2 separate regions of the Homo sapiens genome follow, and region 2 is linked to region 1. A link is an interaction called in ENCODE POLR2A ChIA-PET data of the cell type or tissue named here. Cell type or tissue: GM12878. All regions are shown on one strand.

Region 1 (2,500 bases):
CTCGGCCTCTGCCACAGCTACTTTTGCCAATGTCACAGCAGGTAGGAGTCAGGTGCTGACATCCAGGGTTCCAGGGCAGGGAGCCCCCTGCCTCTTCCTGTGGGGCGCTTGAGCCACAGTCCACCTGCCTAACGGGCATGGCATTGAGGCCCCTAGACAGAGAAATACAACCTCCGCCAAGCCCCCTCAGGTGTCTCAGGTCTGCTCCGCACCGACGGACCACGAGAATGAAAGAATGCGGCTGCCTGCAGGCCCCAGATGGAGCCAGCCACCTCACAGGGTCTTCTGGTGGGGGCTGCAGGGAGTCCCATGGTCTTGCCTTCTGGTCTCTGCGATGTGGTATTTAAATGGGTCTCGAGCTAAGGCCCCAAGTGAGATTCTCAAAGCCATGGAATCCAATCATGGAATGTCTGATGTCCACAACCTCCTCCCTAGGAGCGGCCCTGTGAAAGCGCACCTGCACTGTGGTCCTGCAGCACGGAGGTCACATGTGTCCCAGGCGGCAGTGCCTGGCACCCAGCCTCGGCGGCTCCAGAGGCTGACAGATGAAGGACACGGATATCACCCAGCCAGCGGGAATCTACTACCTGTCCATCTGGACGGGATGCACAGTGACAGGACAGGCTTGCCTCTCCCCACAGGGCAGCTACTGGCCTCAGACGTGCTTGGGACAATCTCTGCACAGCCCAGTTTGGAGACTCACAGCTGTGCTGCTCCCCTCACTTCCAAAAAGGACGTCTTGACGTCATCAACTTCTGGGCCTTTAATTCACCCCTTGGTTTATGCCACTTTCAAATTTCTCTGAAGGCTCCTTCCAGATTGAATGCTGGACCCTCGAAGGATATGTTTAACTGAAACCTGTGAAGGGGACTCTATTTGGAAAAAGGATCTTTGGGCCGGGCACGGTGGCTCACGCCTGTAATCCCAGCACTTTGGGAGGCCGAGGCAGGCAGATCACCTGAGGTCAGGAGCTCAAGACCAGCCTGGCCAACATAGTGAAACCCCATCTCTACTAAACAGAAATACAGAAAAATTAGTCAGGTGTGGTGGTGCATACTTGTAATCCCAGCTACTCAGGAGGCTGAGGCAGGAGAATTGCTTGTACCTGGAAGGGGGAGGTTGCAGTGAGCCTAGATCGCTCCATTGTACTTCAGCCTGAGCGACAGAGTGAGACCCTCGTCTCAAAAAAAAAAAAAAGAAAGAAAAAGAAAAAGAAGGCCAGGCGTGGTGGCCCCATGCCTGTAATCCCAGTACTTTGGGAGGCCGAGGTGGGCGGATCACGAGGTCAGGAGATTGAGACCATCCTGGCTAACACGGTGAAACCCCGTCTCTACTAAAAATACAAAAAAATTAGCCAGGCGTGGTGGCGGGCGCCTGTGGTCCCAGCTACTCAGGAGGCTAAGGCAGGAGAATGGCATGAACCCGGGAGGCAGAGCTTGCAGTGAGCCGAGATCGCGCCACTGCACTTCTGCCTGGGCAACACAGCAAGACTCCGTCTCAAAAAAAAGAAAGAAAGAAAAAGTATCTTTGCAGATGTAAGATTCCAAGATGAGATCATGCCAGATTATCCAGGTGGGCCTGAATCCCATGTTAAGTGGACTTTTAAGAGAGCACACTGGGCGGAGGCCACGTGAGGACAGAGACAGAGACTGGAGTGATTCGGCCGTGAGCCCCAGAAGCCTGGGGCCACCGAGAGCTGGAAGAGGCCGGGAAGGACCCTTGTATGGAGGGAGCATGGCCCTGCCCACACCCTGGTCTCAGACTTCTGGCCCCCAGACTATGAGAGGTGAATTTCTGCTACAATGAGCAACCTGGTTTGTGGTACTTTGTTTTGGCAGTCCGGGCAAACTCCTACATGACCCTAAGGCTGCATATGGTATTTTCAATCCAGCAAACTCATACATAACCCTACAGCTGTGTACCTTAGGGTTACGGAAGCAATAGAGCAAAAGGGGTTGGGAGGCTGCCCTGAGGGCCCCAGGATCTCCCCCATGCAGTGAGGCCTACAGAAACATGTGAGCTGCTGAACTGATAGCCAGGAAGGCTTTCCACACATACACACCTGGGGCTCCAAAGAGCCAAACCTCCCAGCCCTGGAAGAACCTGAGGTTTCCTACACCCAAGAGGAAACAGTCCTAGCAATGTGGAAGGGCAGATGGCCGCAGCCACTAGTTCCCTCCACTCCTTCCTGTCTAGAATCCAAGCCAGAGCAGCGGGGAAGTGCCCCACCCCAGGGTGCATCCCATGGCCTGTCTTGGGCAGGTCTGTGCTTGACTTGGGCAGCCCCCCCAGCTCCTCTCCTCCATGCACCCCCAAACCTCAAGCCTGCCCTTGCCCTCTGCGTTCTATCTGCAAACCCCAATCATGCTGCCTGACACACTGCACCTCCTGCCAGTACTGGTCATGCCAACATGTTCCCTCCTTTAGTTCCCCACCACTAATATGTACCTTAGGCTTAGGCCCAGAAACAAAATCCAAACACAGGCTCAAGGTTTTGCTC
Region 2 (2,500 bases), 82 kb before region 1:
GGGTGCTGGGGCACCAAGTCAGGAAATGCTCTCAAAAGGCTCGGGGGAGAAATGCTGTGTGTCTGCAATGTTTCTGTAAGGTTGAGAGATTGTTTTTCCAGGAAAAAGCAACATCATCCTCATCCCAGCCCTGTGCTGTTACTCCCACTCCACAGGCAGGCGAGTGGAACCACAGGTGCTTCCCGTCCTGGTCACAAAGTCAGAGTGGCTGGGCCAAGTGTCCTGAGAAGAGTCACCTCCTGGGATCCCATCAGCCTGGCCATAGCAGAACACCCAGACAGGGGCCCATCCCCGAGGCTCAACTCAACGCATGCAGCCACTGTAGAAAAGTCTGGAAAGTAGTTCTTCAACCGACTAGACATGGTGAGCCCAAAACCCAGCCATGACACTCCTAGGCATCTGCCCCAGAGGAATGAAAGCATCCATCCCCTGCAAACTCATCCTTACACAGCAGCGTGACTCAAGACGGCCAAAGGCGGAAACACCCCAAACGTCCATCAGTGGACAAACGGGCAGATGCAATGCACTGTCTGTACCGTGGGATGTCACTCAGCCATATGAAGGAAAGACTCCAGTGTGGATGAGCCCTGGAACCACGGTGCTGCGTGATCCCGTAACACATGGCCAGAACAGACACGGCCCGGAACCTGAGGCCGGGAGGATGCGTGCAGGTGGCGGGGAGACAGAGGGGCGATGGCCCAGTTTCTTTTGGGCTGAAAATGGTCTAAAGTTGACTGTGGTGATGGCTGTACAACTTTGAATATGCTGAAAACTCGAATTACACACTTCAGTTGGGCGAACTGTACTCCATGTGAATTACCTCTCGATGGTTCTCTCCTGGGCTCAGGCGCTTCTCCCACCTTGGCCTCCTGAGTAGCTGGAACTACCATTCATGTGCGGAAATAAAACAACTCGGTCTCAAAAAAAACTCAACTCAAAACTCAGTCTCAAAAATAAAAAAATAAAAAAGTAAAAGAGGCTACCAATAGGAGAGGAATTCAGTCATTCATGTCATAAGCACAATGCGGTTATTTAAAACAATTCTGAATATGGGGAAACGTGCACCCAGCAGGGCCTGGAAACAGCCAGAGCGTGACAGTGCCGGCGCAGCCATGAAAAACCCCTCCCTGTGAACACACATGTGAAAGAAGATGCAAAGTCACTGTGGCTTCCAGTTTCACAACTGCAATTCGGCATCTCTAATTTGCTTTTTTCCAGAAACTTCTGTTAGCATGGTTGTTTCCTTAGCTTTTGACCAAAGAAACTTCAAAAACAAGAAAGCGTTATAATGCACCCCGTTCCCTTCCAAAGGCCTCCAACTGCAGGGGCTCGTCCCAACAGGCCCTGCTGGGGGTAAAGAGGCCAGGCCCAGGGGAACACTGACCAGGCCCAGGGGACACTGCCCAGACCTGACGCTCGCCACCGGCAGTTTACGTTAGACACGCTTGTCTTTTTTTTTTTTTTTTTGAAACAGAGTTTCCCTCTCGTTGCCCAGGCTGGAGTGCAATGGCGTGATCTTAGCTCACCACAACCTCTGCCTCCCAGGTTCAAGCAATTCTCCTGCCTCAGCCTCCCGAGTAGCTGGGATTACAGGCATGTGCCACCACGCCTGGCTAATTTTGTATTTTAGTAGAGATGGGGTTTCTCCATGTTGGTCAGTCTGGTCTCAAACTCCTGACCTCAGGTGATCTGGCCACCTCGGCCTCCCAAAGTGCTGGGATTACAGGTGTGAGCCACTGTGCCTGGCCACGCTTGTCTTTTTAAGTTCCTTTGGGGAAAGAACCCTAACCCCTAGAACAGGGGCCCTGGCCTTCCCTCTCCTTGGCCCCTAACTGTGCCCTAAGCCTGCCCCGGCCGCCCAGCTGAGTGGGACTGAAGGAGGTGTCACCAGGTGCCACCTGCCCGGGGTTGGGGGACACTCGAATGCAGCAGGGCTTTGGGGAACCGGATGCAGTCCAGGGTCTGCACAAGGCCAGCCACAGCCTAGAGGTCCTTCCTGGTCCCAGGCCCACTCCAAGCCCTGGCCTCTCGCTGGATCCCACACGGCCTGGCTGGCTGGGCACCCATGGAACAGAAGATGCGGGCAAAACCCAACGCAGCGGCCCCTTGTCACCTATGCAGGCTGTGGCCACAGCGCTGGCGGCAGACAGGCCCTTGTTCCATGCAGGTGGAAAGCCCTGGGCTACTGTCAGCTCTCCGTCGCCACAGTGGGGACCCGCCACCTCCCTCACAGGCTCCAGCAGGTGTGAAGGGGAGAGGGGCAGGGAGGACGCTGAGGGTGACCTGGCTGAGGGAAAGAGGTGCGCAGCCTGCGGACCCGCGGGTACCCAGGATGGCGGGGCGCTCCTGCCTCCAGGAACAAGGCTCTCGCGGAAGCCAGGTCTTCCCACCACACACACGCTCACCCCGGGCAATCCAGGCCTTACTGGAGCTGAATTCCTTGCACAACTCTAGACCCCAGATTGAGGGGGAAGCAAAAGAGCCCCGTCCAGACAGCCCT

What was found. ChIA-PET counts read pairs that join two places held together with the same protein. Peaks named below come from ENCODE experiments on the same cell type or tissue, not always from the same donor. Only the 100,000 strongest peaks of a DNase experiment are listed, where the experiment ranks them.
Region 2: POLR2A ChIA-PET joins it to region 1 with 6 read pairs; 3 of 35 experiments call an interaction of 5 or more read pairs at or near these places.

What each region holds. Positions count from the first base shown.
Region 1 is chr21:43,721,855-43,724,354 of GRCh38, reverse strand. All of the region lies in intron 1 of PDXK (pyridoxal kinase), which reads right to left. Among named protein-coding and RNA genes, the nearest start is that of PDXK, 4.0 kb to the right of the region's middle. In GM12878, no CTCF peak of the experiment used is centred here; no DNase peak of the experiment used is centred here; H3K4me3 peaks cover 802 bases; H3K27ac peaks cover 185 bases.
Region 2 is chr21:43,804,244-43,806,743 of GRCh38, reverse strand. RRP1 (ribosomal RNA processing 1) reads right to left here. Exons shown (of 13, transcript NM_003683.6): 13 at 1,451-2,500. AATBC (apoptosis associated transcript in bladder cancer) reads left to right here. Exons shown (of 2, transcript NR_026961.1): 2 at 156-986. Among named protein-coding and RNA genes, the nearest start is that of AATBC, 7.1 kb to the left of the region's middle. RefSeq lists enhancers at 480-779, 1,140-1,279, 1,330-1,559. In GM12878, no CTCF peak of the experiment used is centred here; a DNase peak (open chromatin) is centred at 1,083; H3K4me3 peaks cover 476 bases; H3K27ac peaks cover 2,500 bases.